Regions from separate parts of the Mus musculus genome. Here region 2 is linked to region 1. Evidence: chromatin loops called from intact Hi-C (ENCODE). Cell type or tissue: gastrocnemius. All regions are shown on one strand.

Region 1 (8,000 bases):
GGCCCAAACAGTAACAAAATCAGCAATTGTGCTCATAAAATACAGCAGTTTGTTCTCCCTGTACCTTTTGTACGTATTTGCTAACTCTACCCAGAGCTATAGTCTCAAAGTGAGTGCTGACTAACATTTTTATCTTTCCCAAAGAGTAAAACAGAAGTAATAAATAAATAAATAAATAATAAATAAGGATGCATCCCTGAATTTTGTTCTTTCTTTAATAATACAAGCAACTTCGTATTGATATTAAATGATGGGTTTTAAATATTTTCTCAATTTTTTTTGATGCTAGTCACAAAATAATTGGAAACAGATTTGAGCATTCTTACTTTTATGTTTAATTTGCTGATTAGTCAAGGATCTCCAGGGGAAGAGGACCAAAAAAGTGTGTGTGTGTGTGTGTGTGTGTGTGTGTGTGTGTGTGTGTGTGTGTGTGTGTGTGTGAGAGAGAGAGAGAGAGAGAGAGAGAGAGACAGAGAGAGACAGAGAGACAGAGACAGAGAGACAGAGACAGACACAGAGACACAGAGACACACAGAGAGGGAGAAAGAGACAGAGACACAGAGAGAGGGAGAGAAAGAGACACAGAGAGAGAACTGTTGTGTTATAAAGCATCTACGTATGTGACATATAGTGGACAATAACAGACACTAAGAAGGCATGAAGCCATTGTTTTGGGTTCACATCGAAGGTCTAAGAAAACCAAATTCCTAGCTCTAGTTGAGTAAGAGTGCTCTCCTTCCTTAACCTGTCTGTGCTAATCATGGTTTCAACTACTCTTCCTTCCACATTAGGAGACACAGTCCATTTCCTGAGTAAAATGTGAACCCCATTCAGTGACTTCCTTCCAAACACACCCAAGATAATGTTTCACCATAAATGTGCTCACCCCATGACCCAGTCAACACCTCAAATTATCTATCATAATCTACCAAATTGCCTCTGTCCTTAACCTGCTGAGTTAAGTGTTCTCTTACTGGGACAGATGCTTGAAGGGAGCTTGAAGGGAGGACGATTTATTAGAGTTCACAGTTTTGCAGGTCTCAGTTCAGGGTCACAAAGTTCCTGTCACTTTGGGCCTGAAGGGAAGGCAAAGGTCTTAGCAAACAGCCGGCCTGTGGTGGAGCAAAGAGTCTCACATCCTGGCTACAGGAAACACAGAGACGGAGACCAAGAATAGCTAAGGACTAGCATACCTTTAAAGGCAAGCACTCAGTTGCTTCGCTCTCAGACTGGTCTCTATTTCCTAAGTCTCTACAACCACGCAGCAAGAGATTAAAGAATGAGTCTATGAATTAACCTATGGACGGAGTTAAAACCCAGTCACTTCCCCCAAGTGCCACCAGCAGGCAAGCAAGTTTGCCTATAAGGGATAGTTTAGAGTAAAAGCATAGCTCTCTCTTAAATTAACCTGTCAATAAGGAATAAGTTACATTCTGATTTTTAATCTTTTTTTTTCAAGAGGGTTTCTCTGTGTAGCCCTAGCTGTCTTGGAACTCACTCTCTAGACCAGGCTGGCCTCGAACTCAGAAATCCTCCTGCCTCTGCATCCCAAGTGCTGGGATTAAAGGCGTGTGCCACCACTCCCCAGCCTGATTTATACTCTTTATTGAATTCTGTAGTATAAATGCTGCCATTCTTTCTCATTTCAAAGTACCATTGTCTTGCCAGTGGGTGCAGAAGAAATATACCGAAGTAAGGATGTCATCACTGAGCATTGGAACAGAAAAATATGAGGGATAGTTCATCTCAAGAATATAGACAATTGGGGCTGGAGAGATGGCTCAGCAGTTAAGAGCACTGACTGCTCTTCTGGAGGTCCTGAGTTCAAATCCCAGCAACCATGTGGTACCATCTGTAATGAGATCAGATGCCCTCTTCTGCGGTGTCTGAAGACAGTTACAGTGTACTTACATATAATAAATAAGTAAATCTTAAAAAAATATATAGGCAATTGTGAAGTACAGTAAGACAGAATGCAGCAGGGTTTGATTATGTTTCATTATCTACTAATATAACTTAGTTAACTGTGAGATTAATGTAAGTTAATGTTTAATAGTAGATGTGTCTAATAGCCTGCTTGCAAAATTTCCCCAAAATCAACCCTGGGGTCCTGGTGGGAATTGGTGTTAGGACACCATTAAGGTGGTGTTGCCCGGTTAAGGAGTTGGCTCAATGGGTGAAGTGCTAGGCATGCAAGCAGAAGCCTTGAGTCCTGGGCCTCAAAATCCCAGCATCTACACAAATGCCAGGCAGGCACGGCAGTAATTCCAGAACTCTGGAGGAAAAGATAGGGGATGGAGGAGGAGGGATGTAGGGCGGGGCGGGGATGATAAACTGCCGAGCTAGAATAGCTGGAATTGGCTAGGTTCAGCAGGAGACCCTGAATCAATAAATAAAGAGAAAAATGACAGAGGAAGACACCCAGTGTGACCATGGACTTTCATATACACATGCACACACACACACACACACACACACACACACACACACGAACATATACACAAGCACACATATACACACCATACACCCATACACACAAAACAATAAAGTAATATATTTTTCTAATTTAAAGAACACATTGGGCAACTCTCTGAAGACTCATCTAGTTTAGATTTACTCTGTGGAAGCTTACCCAGTTTTATCTTGATCCAAAGTCATTGACAAAGAGGATTGGAACAACCTCCGGGCTATTCTTGTCCAAGGCCTTGAATCTCTTCCTGCCCTTAGAGATGAGCCACATTTACATATGTTAGCCTCCCCCCCCCCAAAAAAAAGGCCTTAGCTTTGTCAATCTGTGGCACTTTAAATGTGGGTGGGTACGGGCACTCCCATGGGTTTGGTTGACAACCCAACATAGAGAAACGCACATAGATGCCCAGTCTAGATAATTGTACCACAATTATCTGAGAGACTTCAGAAATCGGAATTAGGCTTTACTTCTGACACATAATTATAGCAATGGACTCAGAGACAGAGAAAACACGTTAAGGATTATTCCTTGACTTTCAGTGTGGTGATTCATCAGCCAAATCCACATCAGCCAAACGTAAGAAGTTGCTGAACGCTTATCAAATGAATTCAAGTTGTAAGTCACCAAGTTCAAGGAACTGTTGATGTCTATTTGAAACCACACAGAGGAAATTTCTATAGGCACTGTCATCCTCACCCCAAATAGAGCCAAGACTTGGTGTGTGTGTGTGTGTGTGTGTGTGTGTGTGTGTGTGTGTGTGTGTGCGCGTGCGCGTGTGCATGTGCGTGTATGTGTGTGTGAATGTGTGTGTAAGTGTGTACTTGATGTGTGTGTAAGTATATGCTCGCTGTGTGTGAGAGTGTGTGTGTACGCTCGGTGTGTGCAAGTGTGTGAGTGTTTTTAAGTGTGTGAGTGTGTATATGTGGTGTGTGTGTAAGTGAGCAAGTGAGTATGGGGTGTGTGCGTGCTAGCTGTATGTGTAAGTGTATATATGTGTGTGTGCTCTGTGTGTGCATGCGAGTGTGTGGTGTATTTGAGTGTGTGTGGTGTGTTTGCTCTGTATGTGGACTGTGTGTGTGCTTTGTGTGTGTGCTTTGTGTGTGTGTGCGCGCGCGTATATATGTATGCTCTGTGTGTGTAAGTGGGTGATCAATGTGTATGTGAATGTGTGTGGTGTGTATGTGTGGTGTATGGATGGAAAGACGGCAAGATTTTTGATAGCTTCATAGGCCTGGGATTTCTTTTTTTTTTTAAAGATTTATTTTATTTATATGAGTACACTGTAGCTGTCTTCAGACACTCCAGAAGAGGGTATCAGACTCCATTACCGATGGTTGTGAGCCACCATGTGGTTGCTGGGAATTGAACTCAGGACCTTTGGAAGAGCAGTCAGTGCTCTTAACTGCTGAGCCATCTCTCCAGCCCGACTTCTGTTTTTTATAAGCTAAAATAATTGTCCTGGATTAAAAATATATATATAACTCTTACTAAGGTCAGTTGTAAGCTCATGCCATTAATACCATCACATGGAAGGCCAATCTCTGAAGTTCCAAGTCAACCAGGGCCAGCTGGGTCACAAATGAATCTCAAGAGCCGGATGGGGGGCGTGTTGTGAGTTACTACCATCCTTTCTAACAGCAAGACATGCCAGAATAAAAGGAGATTGAGAGTCAGTATGTTTTATACAACATTTTTAAAAAGAAGTTTGGCGTTTGTATGCTATGTAAGTCATAAACATCAGAGACATTTAAAGGTTAGTTAAAATTAAGTGGTTTTGGTGATTGAGGTAAGTTAGGACTCAAAATTAATTTGCAAACATTAGAAAAAAACAAAACAGGTTCGACATTGATCCTAGGAATGGAAATGATTTGCTCGCTGAAAATATGCGACTCATCCGAGGTAAGAAGGGGCCTTGGGGCTTTCCCTGTCCACAAAGACCATCATGCGACCTTTGCGCAAGGATGCCTTTCTCCAAGTTTCCCACGTCATTCCTGCATCCCATTCGAAATCCATTTAGAAACGTCTCCACAGCCTGGTTCAGGGCTAGTATCCCACGCCCACCCCAGCCCTGAAGACCGCTGCTGCAGCCAGGAATCCCACATTTAAGGTGTAGCTCAACCTTTGACCACTAGAGGTCTCCGGGAAAGCACTGACCCGTATAACCCTGTTTATCATCCTAACTGTAGACTTGTTGCACAGCCCGGCGAGCCCGCTCTGCTGGAGGCTGCCTTCTGACGGTCGCCAACCAGCCCTGGCTCGCCGTGGCGCCAGCCTAGCAGGGGGATGGGCCAGGCGGTGGCTGACCATCACACCGGGCTGACTTTTAAAGTCACGACTCAGTCCACACTGTCTAGGGGTTACCTCTGGATCCCCACTTCTTGGCTAATCAAGTGAGGGGAGAACCCCAGGTGGGCAGCTGGAACCCCTCTGACTGGTCACCCTGCCCAACACTCACTAGCCAAGGTCTGGGCTTTCTGAGTGACCTGGCATCAGCAGGCCGAGATCCACCTCCCTGTTTTGCCCCGCTCCCCACCCCTTTCCCAGTGCTCCCCACACTCCTCTTTCGCCCACCCCCTGCCCTGTGGAAGGTCATTGGGGTTCCATTCACCGCCCCTGTTTTCATCAGCGTGGGAGGTTTCTAAAAAATAGTGTCGTCTAGCTGTAAGAGAGAGAGAGCGCGAGAAGAAAAAAAAAAAAAAATGGAGGAGGTGGGGGCGCGGAGGGGGAGCCAGAAAGGAAATAGCCAGGTTGAGTTCCCAGTTTTTATCAAGCAATTCGCTCACCAATGAAAGCAAGCTGCAGTGGCAGATTTGAGCCACACGCGGTAGTGTGTAGCAATTAGTAGATAAAATGCTGACTAAAGTGCTAAAACATGAAGTATTATTGTAGCCAAGGTCAAAAAATGCTTCAGTTGCCTTTTGCAATTTTTTGGTGGGGGGGGAAGAGGGGAGGGGAGGCCCTGAGGTGAGTGGAGAGATGGGAGGTTTCGAAATGGACGCCTTCTTTCTTCAAACTGTACTTTTTTTTTTTATGATCCTGTTTATTATAGCCCGAGCTGCCTAATTATGTCACTGCTGGGTTTTGCAGCTAACTTAATCCTCCTGATCCTTTATGGAACGATTCACACACACCGAATAATGTGTCTCCCCCACCCCACCCCCAAGCCCCTTGAGGCCCAGGGTGTGTGTGTGTGTGTGTGTGTGTGTGTGTATACTAATTTTTAAACCTTTTAAATATATTAGGTAACAGTTCAATTGGGAGCTCATAAGGCAGCAGGAATATACATGTGTGGGTGGAGGTTACTGAGTTTCAGTACAAGGGAAAAAAAGAAATATTGGTTCGTGTAAACATACACTGCTCTACCCTCCTCCTCCTCTTCTCAGACCCAGTCAGTCCCCACTACAAGCCTTTTTATAGATAAATAGAGCAGTTGCTTTCATGATTATAACTGTCTTGAATGGATTGTCTTCTTACAGCATTCAATCTGTTTATGAGTATTTACTTTACATTAGCCCAGGGACCCTGCGCTGCTGGAGTTTGCCTCTATTCCCCTGGGTGTCGGTGTCTCAAGTCTTACATCTGCTCTGTGATTGATGGAGCCTGAATCCACGTTATTACTCTCTCACAAGCAGAAATCAAACAGGCTATTAACTACATTACTTCAAAGAACTGTTTCAATACAATCTCCTTATCTTAATTGAAACTTTCTTTGTATGGATAGTTGCTACACAGATAATTTACAGGTGTCTATCAAACATCACATTAAAGAGGTAAGAACAGATTTTTTTTGAGGTGGGGGGGGCACTAACACAGTGATCTGTGATTTTAAAGGCCTTTCTCAGTATCGGATAGGCCATTGATTTAGTAGATTTATGATGTTCATGGGAGTGGGGTTCGAGGTACTGGAGGAAGAGGGGGAGAAATTCAGTTTGAAGGTTTAGCAGGGATCTGATTATAAAAATGCAAATATTCAGAAATATTCAGAGCTGGGTTTGGAAGACCTTATCAGGGAGATTAAAGCAGCGCAGCCTAGTGTAGTGCCTACCTTCAAGAGACATAGAAGAAGGGTTCTAATTAGGTGAAGTCATTTACAGACACTTAAAGACTACCCAAGTTGCTCAAATGCTGTGGAAAGCTGTGTGTTTTTTAAGAGAGGTTTAATACACAATCCAGGGATGCCCTCAGGCACTGTGTCGAGGTTTCCTGCATAAATGCAGCCGCCTTGGTCAGGCAGGAAACTGACTCATAGATGATCTCAAAGAAAAATCTTGTCAAAATACAGCAACTCAAGTTTTTTTAATATATCATCTTTTGAATTGAATGTATATATTTACACTAACAGGACAGAGGCTACCAGAAGCCCGAGGCAGCTCATGAATATTTTTTTTAAATATGTAAAATGCCCTTCAGTCAAATCCATTCATATGTTAAAAATGAACAAAATGGGTTATTCTAATCAAACGTCTGCAGCGTGCACCATAAAGTTAAAAAGAGAGGGCGAAAGGGCTGTAATTTCTCTCTCTAACCCATGTTTATGAAATGGTAAGATCAGATGAAATTTCAAGGAAGATAATTAAGGAGTGATGTGCAGGTCATAATTTGGCTAATGCAAAAGATGGAAGACTGTAAATTGGTACACTGTCCTCCCCCACGGTGCAGAGTTGGAATATTACTTTAAATTATTAAAATAGCTTTTCGACAGCTTCCAGAATACGGGCTTTTTGGCATGGGCTTTTATTACTTATTGTAATTGGAGGATCTGCCATTTTCTTTCGTTTATCTCTGTGTATATAGAAACAAGATACATCTTGCCTTTTTTATGACTTCTCCATGTTCTGAATCAAAAAAATGTGTTTTAGATAATGTTAAGCGCCCTAATTCTTACTGCAGCGGAGGCAGACGTTATGGAAAAAAAGCGTCAAAACACACACAGAGGGTCCTTCCACCGCCAGATCACCGAAGATGAGGCGTTTGTGCTCTGCTGGGTGTATTAACTTCAGCCATGTGAATATAATTTTCATTAAAGTAATCCTGTCTCAACTCGATGCTGCGGGTAGAGGTGAAACGTTGCGAAAGCGTTAAAAATAGCTTGCTAGTAATTTCAACATCCTGTAATTTTATCGCGGATCGAGTTTCAACTGTCGTACTATACAAACCTTATCCCCCATATAGTACATGTTTACTTTTTTAGCCTGCCAGACCCACTCTGGAAAGATTGGTGCCAATATAATAAAATCGCTGGGGGGTTGGGGAGGGGTGCTGGAAAGAGTGGGAGGAGAGCCGGGAAGGGGTGGAGGAAGCGAGTACACCATTTTACATCAATGCTGCGAAAATGCAAGCGAGCCAGGCGGAGGACCGGCAGCTGGGTCGCAGCGAGCGAGGGTTTTGCAGTCCCTGCCTGTTCCTTGTTCTGTGGCTCTTAAGTTTCTCTGTTTGCATAATAGCCGTGCATGCAAACCGCGCAATGCTCCAGGGCTCCAGAACAATAAATATACACATTTAAAACCTTTATTGTCTTACGTTGTGTTAA
Region 2 (8,000 bases), 280 kb after region 1:
CCTTCTGCTGAAGACCTACATTAGGACATTGGAAGAAGAAAGATTCGCTCCCTCTCCTTCACCTGCTTGCCTTGTGGGACTGAGCAACTGCTAGATCCTTGGACTTCCATTCACAGCTGCTGCTGACCACTGTTGGGGTAACTGTACATCATCAACAATTCCCTTACTATATAGAGACTACCCGTAAGTTCTGTGACTCTAGAGAACCCCGACTAATACAGGTGTGGAATCCCAAGCAACGCAAAAGCAGTTCACCTGACTTCCATCCTTCAAAGAAGGGGCCAAGCGCATCTCAGCTGGGTAAAGGCCACACCTCCGAGTTCCCCTCTGTTGCAGGATGTTTTTCCAGTTAAATTACAAACAAGCATCGAAAGACAATGCTCTGAAATACCACCCACGCTATATTAGAGAGCTTACGCCACAGAACCAGCGAGCAAGCACGCCTCTGGGCTCTCTTCCTGGAGCGCTGCGCTGATTTTCCTTCCCGTGGCTTTGCTGATGGACGTCTTCAGCTTCTTAGCCAGCTTCCTCGGGGTGTTGGTTAGGGAGGACTCCTCTGCGCTGCAGCTGTAGACTTCTATCTTTATCTGGAAGTCCGGTCCTGCCTCGTTGCTGAAACCGAGAGCAGCGACAAGGCTGGGAGTCTAATTCAGCAGAGAGCAAAACTAAAACCCCTTGGGTGTCTTCCCAATATTTAAATTCAGCGTTTAAACCGTACGCAAGGGGACACCATGCCCACGTTTATTTACTTTCTAAATGGCCTAAGAGGGTCACTGTGACTTTTAGAACTCTTAGCTTCTAAACCAGTCTTGGGGACTTGGGGAATGACTTTATTTATTGACTGATTGATTGATTGATTGATTTAGTAAAATACCTGGCAAGCAAGCATGTGCACCTGAGTCCATTCCCCAGAATTCATTTTTTTAAAAAGCCAGGCACAGAAGCAGGGACCTGTAACCCCACGGCTGGGGAGGTGAAGGCGGACAGATTTACTAAAGTGCAAAACACAACACCAAGTGGTGGCACACGCCTTTAATCCTGGCACTTGAGAAACAGAGGCAAGTTCGAGGCCAGCCTGGTCTACAGAACCAGAGAAATGCCATCTCAAACAAAAACAAAAACAAAAACACAAAAACACCAACAAACCACACAACCAAACAGCAGTAAAACTAAGGGAAAAACACACTTAGAACCGCATTCATCCGCAGATGCCACCTGAAGACAGAAGGTAGGCCTCAGTCCTGGGGCTTTAAAATTCAAATAGCCAATCTACAGTTTGGATACATCCAAGGACTGACTTGCAGCTATTTTTATAGTTTCTTACTTGGCAACGTCTAAACATACAGTATTCCTGGTAATGAGCAACAAATGTCAATATTTAGAGGAAAACCAGAGATTCATAAATATTGAAGACTTATTAAAAACAAGCGTCGTAACAAAGAGCACATTTTTTTTAACATTTAGAACATTTGTCAGCAGCTATTTTTAGGCCAATTTAAAATATTTATACCCCAAAAATGCCAATAAATCATATGTTGTCTTCCAAATCATTTGTATTGTTCTTCCTGTGTGGGGGGGGGGCCCTCACCCCCACCCCACAGGAACTTTTTTGTCTCTGTGGCAAAACATGAACAATGGTGGACTGATGTGAAGACAAGAGGCGATTAGTGAGTGGGATAATTTTGGCAGGGGGGAGAAAAAGTCCTTAGCAGCATTGGAAATAGAAGTAAAGAGAAAGAGATAATGAAGGAGATACACGTTAGCCTAAAAGTGTACAAGAACTTGAGACTAATCCCAAGGCAGGAGAGAACTAAATTCCACTGGCTTGAGTACAACTTGTAAAAAGGCTCGCGTTACTGCTGACAGCCCAGGGTAACTCGATGTTACATCTTACACAGTTACTCCAGGACGCGAGCTGCAGGAGCCACGGAACGCTGTCTGCCACGGTCCTGTCAGTGTGACGTGACCCCTCTGAAATCTAAAGTGCCACGGGCCGCGGCCAAGGGTATGCTGGTGATTGCCTGTGGGCAGTTGGGGCAGCTACGACCACTTGATCTAGAAATGGCATCTCAAGGGCTCCCCCTACCCCCAGAGACAAACCCCATGGGGAGATATGCCAACAAAGACTTTGAGAGAGAGGCCAAGGGCCAGGGGAAAAAAAAACCTCATGTTCGTTAAAAATGATGTCCATGGCTACCCAAGGAAGCTGTTTTTGTCTCTCTGTAGGATGGGCCATAATAAAATGAGCCTGCCCATAAAAGAGCCCTTAAGATGGTCAAGCTGTTCTACACTGTTTGAGTACATGAGAGAAGCCCGCTATAAGAGAAAGAGCACCCCAAAATCCACCGTCAGAAGCACTTAAGAGAACGGTTCATAAGAAAGCTTTACCACCTCATTAGTTTTTGTACTGAATTTCCTGTGAAGGAAAAGAAAATCAGCTTTATGCCCAAATTTGCTGTATTACATCAAGCATCAAATGAAATTCTATCATACTCAGAGTTTGGGTAGGGACAGAAATATAAATATTTATAAGAAGTTTAGCAGAGCCATTGAGTCAACTGTCTGCTTGCTAAGTATTAATTATAAGATTTCTATTTTATTCTGGATCCAAAAAAGGGGGTAACTTTTAAACATTTTAAAGCTGCCGGTGCTTTGAAAAGAAGCCAAGGCCCACCAGGATGTAGGCCATCAGAATTTAAAAGACAGTAATTAGGCTTTCTTCACTGATAAGAAAAAAAAAAAAAGAGGCAGAAGTTCAGATTTCACCCTCTGAGGATTAAGGCTACTTACAAGATGGTGACATTTTCGAAACATATATCTGTGACTGTCTGGTCCACAATCACCATGTCCGTGTCAAACACCTGAGCTCCCATCCTGAATAAGCAAAAGATGGCGAAGCGCTGTGTGCCTAGAGGAGAGACAGCAGACAGCGGCAGGAGCCGTCACAAGCAGGACAATCATACCTGTGTGAGTGAGACACTCGGAGGTCACTCACTCCCTCACCCCACTCAAGCCCAACCTCAAACCAAGGAACATCAGAAAATAAACACGGGGCCCCTCGGCGGTGTCCCAAAGAGATCCCTGCAGCCAAATCTGATCACTTAGCAAACTTTATGCCTCTCGGTCAATTTAGCGCCACACATATAAATGACTCCATTTGATGTCCAAGTTTTGATGTCCAAGAAAAGATGACTTGTAAGGTGTATCAACAGCCACCAAACAATAAGTAAGGGAAAAAAAGGATGTGAAAACCCCAACGCCCAAATGGCAGGCATGGATACAAACAACAGCAGCTAGACCCTCCAATCTGGTGACGTTCTTAAAAATGCCAGGTGATTAAAGGGCTAAATCCTCATTACTGAGAAAACGCAGCTCTTTAGGAAAGTTTATTCTCTGCAGTAATCTCGAAGATTGACTCAAATCCCACAAGCATTCCTTGGTGAAGTGAATTATACGTCTTAATTGAAAAACAAACACTAACCTGATTTAAATTCTTCATGTAAAACTAATTATGCCCGATACCATTTGGCTTTTGGAATATGGACAAAGCCATCAAGGTAAACAAGGCAAATGAAGGGGCTGCTGGGTCACCCGGCTCTGCCTTGAACAGCTAGGGCACATTTGAGGTTAATGTCCGTGATCCAAGAGATACATGGACTTGTGAAGACTGTGTGTAGCCAATGAAACAGAGAAGGAGGGGGAGGGGGAGGAGGAGAAAATCACAGCAATCTAAAAATCTTTCATTACACCCTCTTAAACGATCTAGCAAAGCAAAGCTCAGACCTCCTGAGTCATACATAATAAGAGAAAAAAAGAAATTTCACGTCTACTGACTCACCCCATGCCTCTTTGGGGTGTGGGGGCTCTACCTTTCTACCCATCTCTCCACTCTGAGCCCCCACACAAGTTCCCATCGCTGATGACTCCCCTTCATTGGTATGCATATCTTAGTCTGAATCAGGGAACTGATGTGCGGTCCCCCAAGTCAGAAATCGACAGTTTGCTGACAGGATGCTTATAGCCAAATGGCACCAATGTGTCTCCGAACCAAAGAGTTCTGACCTCAGAAATCACAAATGCGTGTCCTAAGCACTCGAGGAAACATTTCCAAATACAAATTAAAGCTATACGTACATTCTTTATTACTGAAGTGATCGGAGTCTTTCCACATTAATGGTATTCGGATATCTATAAAGAAGGCAAAAAAAAAAAAAGAAAGAAAGAAAAGAAAAAGAAACAATTATTTTGATAATTTTTGTTTCACCCACGATGTGAACCTCTGAGCTCCATGACAGACTGGGCCCACCAAAAACAAAAAGAAATATACACAGCAATTTCCTAATTATTGTTTAGAGATGATTTTTAAAAATATTTATTTTTATGCAGATGGGTGTTTCTCCTGCATGCATGTCTCTGCACCACTTGCAGGACCGATGCCCATGAAGGCCAGAAGAGGGCGCTGTATCCAATGGCTCTGTGATATAGGTCGTTCCGAGCCATATGTAGATGCTGGGAACCCAACTCAGGTCCTGTGGAAATTGGTACACACTCTCAGCCACTGAGCCATCTCTCCAGCTCTGGCGGTGTGTGTGTGTTAGAAGTTATTAAATATGTGTGAAATTTGCAAGTATCTGAAGTGAGAATACATTCTTCTAAATATTATCTTAGCTTTACGTATATGTCACGCTGACTTCCTTATTGGCTGTGCCCTTCTGAGGCCATCCATGCTTGTTCCTGGGCCAAACACTTCATGTGTGGAACTGAATCAGTTATCAACTGACACCTTCTGACGCCTGCTGCGCTGGGTTGTTGTCTTTTGGAGGCATGTGACTGTCACTGGTTCTTTTTAAGAATGTTTTTAATTTTGGTCAAAATTCCCTCTCAAATGTTTTACTATGCAAAACAACTTAGGAATGTGTTTTATTATATATATATATATATATATATATATATATATATATATACACACACACACACACACACATACATATATACTCACACACACACATATGTGAAGAGAGAGAGAGAGAGAGAGAGAGAGAGAGAGAGAGAGAGAGAGAGAGAGAGAGAGAGAGAGACTTTGTGTCTCCCTGTGTGCAGAGATCAGAGGCGACTTGTGGAAGTCATGGGCCTCAGGAGGACTGAGGTCATGAGGGTTGGTAGCAAGCACCTTTATCTGTTGAGCGCCCTCACTGGCCCAGGGAACTAATAACTTTTTAATATTTCATCTTCACATTACAGATTTACCCTTACCATTTGCTCTCACCCTGGCTTTCTGTTTGTTTGAGGGCTAGAAGTCAGGCCCAGGGGCTGGGAAGAACCCTCCCACGGAGCTTCGCCTCCTGCTCCTGCTCGTGTATTTTAATTAAGGTTATTTCTTATATATTTAATGCTTGGGGGGGGGGGCTGCTGCTTTACTGTAAGTGACACTTTTTCCACTGTCATCCCTAGCAAGTCATTGCTGGTTTGAAGAAAAACTACCGCCTTTTATTTATTTCTCCTAAATCCGGTCGGGATCTATTGAATGCTTTAATTCCAGCGTCTCAGTCCCTCCCCTGAGGTCATCTCCATCTGCCATTCGTTAGCCTCCAAAGTATCCAATCTGCCTGTTCCATTTTTTCAATAGCTTTGTTTTCCAGCCATTATGTTAGCTACAATTCCAAACCAGTCCTAACTTATGTTGACCATAATAAGACCCCGGTATTTTACCCGTGACTTTAATACGGATGTCTTCATTGTGTTTGAATTATAACCCGGCTAATGGCCTGTCCAAACTCACTTCTTGCTGGACCACAGTGGCCGCCTCCTAGCTCCTTTCATTCCACAGTGGCCAGTGCGTCTCACTCGCAGCTGTCCTGGCTGTGGTGGCGAAGCTCTAACTGTTCACGCGCTCATGGGAGGACACTGACCCAGGCCTCCCCACAGCTTGGGTTCCATCCTGCTCTTCCCCATACCTCGCCTCGACTCCATGTAAGGGGATCTTTCTCATCTGTGTCCCTGTTGGCTGTGCAGTCTTCAGACAGCAAAGGATCCAACATCGAATGACAGAAATACCTTCTACATTCTGGCAGATGATCAGCTGGGTTTCAGCTTACAGTGGTCCACCTTTGTCTTTTTTTTTTTTTTTAATGTCTCTGCTGGCATTTTATGGCAAACTAAGACAGCCTCAACAGCATTGTAGCTGGCCTGATGTGTACTAGGGACTGGACTGGGGCGATGGCTTGGAGGCCATCTTGCTGCACAGCCACAGTTTGGATCGCAAAACCCATGTGCATGTCCGGTGGCTGTGGCCGACACCTCAGGGGGTCCCCAAAGAAAGTTGGCTCTAGAGACTTAAGCATCACCAGGGACCTGTGGGTGTGACTGACAGGCCCTGCATCAAAATGAGTAGTGTGGACATCAGGACTGGGATGCCACAACCTCCGGAAGCCTAGCATGTGCACAGGCACTTACACACATCCACACACATGCAAACACGCACGTACACATATGAAAAGAAAGAAAGATGGAAAAACCCACAAAAAACTGAAACCGCTGACCGTTTGTGGGTAACCAGTTTGGTCTAGTCACTGAACTGGGAGGCGAAAACACACACCAGCCACCCCGCATCACCTGGTGCGGGAAGGATGGGATGGACCTGTTATTTGTATAGTTAGGAAGCTCTGGTCAGTGAAAACCTCAAAATCCAGGTCTGTCCTGTTTACAGCGCGATCTTAGAAACATTCTGAAACTGGGCTGCAAAAATGTCCAGTCAGCTGAAATCATGCTAATGATGCTAATGACACGGGTGTCCCATCTCCCGGGGGTTCACGCCTTAATTAGGCTTCAAATTGTCTTGGGGAGAAAAAAAAAAAGCTAACCTTGGCTTCTGTCCAAAGGTATCTGAGATCACGAAAAGTCATCCTTGACCTTAAATATTTTTGTTCAAGACTCTTCTAAACGTGGTGGCAGTAAACAAGCGGTCTCCACAGGACAACAGACAATGTTAAGTCACCGAACTCACTGACCAGGTCACCTACCCCATTCGCCTACAGAGTGGAACCTTATTAGAAGCAAGGGAAGAGGGCAATATTTTAGTGGTGGTGGGAAATCTCTGAAGTTCTCCAGCATTTACCTATGCATGTTAGGATGTATTTAGGCACAGTAGAGAGGAGTCTGCAAACGTCCTCTGTTCCACAGCTAAAAGGCCCAGGCAAAGCAGTGGGCCTCATGTCAGCCACAAGTACAAGACGGAGACCAGGACACAGGACACGCTGAGGGCACGTCAGCCACAAGTGGAAGGCTGATCGTGAACGCAAATAACCACAAAACAGGCAAAAGGATTTTATGAAGTTCATATAATTTTCTGAGGTGCTCCCCCTGCCCCCCCCCCCGACACACACACACACACACACACACACACACACACACACACTGAGGGCAATTTCTCCAATTTTGCCAGTGAGGTCAAATAAAACTCAGTACCATGGCTGTGAGCGATGGAGAGAGAGAATAGTCCCTCAGCAGGCCAGGGGACACAATAGCAGGCGCTCTACCTTGCTCTGGCCAGTGGGATACACCAGCTATTACTGGGGGTTCAGCTCAGGCCACAAGGCTGTTTGCAGGGTGTCGCGATGAGATATCTGCAAGCCAGCCATGCTAATCGTGTGGCATCTCCATGCCACTTCTTCCGGGGATGTGGATGGGGTGGGGGGCTGCCGTTTTAGAGAAATGAGACAGCCTAAGCGCCATCTAGTGGCAGGGGGTTGGTACGGAAGGGGTGGGGGGCTACCATTTTGGAGAAACTGAGACCGACAACCTAAGCGCCATCTAGTGGCAAGGTGCCTGCTCGCTCTGCTGACAGGAAATGCCACTCCAGCAGAGGCAAAGATGGGAGGGAATGGAGGAAATGAAACAATTGCACAACCCAATCAGGTGTCTCAATCAAGGCCTCTGTTGACAAGAGAAAGTGGGGGAAAAATCTGCCTAAATCACGTGGCTTGTGTAATGGAAGACAGAGC

What was found. A loop is a pair of places that touch in the nucleus more often than their neighbours do. Peaks named below come from ENCODE experiments on the same cell type or tissue, not always from the same donor. Only the 100,000 strongest peaks of a DNase experiment are listed, where the experiment ranks them.
Region 2: a loop joins it to region 1, with 4 times the contacts of the local background. A loop is called at or near these places in 17 of 42 quality-filtered maps.

The regions. Positions count from the first base shown.
Region 1 is chr10:68,279,919-68,287,918 of GRCm38, reverse strand. No RefSeq gene overlaps it. Among named protein-coding and RNA genes, the nearest start is that of Arid5b, 5.2 kb to the right of the region's middle. In gastrocnemius, CTCF peaks have their summits at 4,599 (motif pointing right) and 5,284; DNase peaks (open chromatin) are centred at 5,228, 5,634, 7,466, 7,801 and 2 more places; H3K4me3 peaks cover 2,168 bases; H3K27ac peaks cover 3,607 bases.
Region 2 is chr10:67,998,112-68,006,111 of GRCm38, reverse strand. It overlaps Rtkn2 (rhotekin 2), which reads right to left. Exons shown (of 12, transcript NM_001359319.1): 4 at 4,135-4,188; 5 at 2,791-2,908; 6 at 418-612. Among named protein-coding and RNA genes, the nearest start is that of Rtkn2, 23 kb to the right of the region's middle. In gastrocnemius, CTCF peaks have their summits at 4,417 (motif pointing right) and 7,812 (motif pointing left); DNase peaks (open chromatin) are centred at 2,009, 4,465 and 7,768; H3K4me3 peaks cover 1,610 bases; H3K27ac peaks cover 2,455 bases.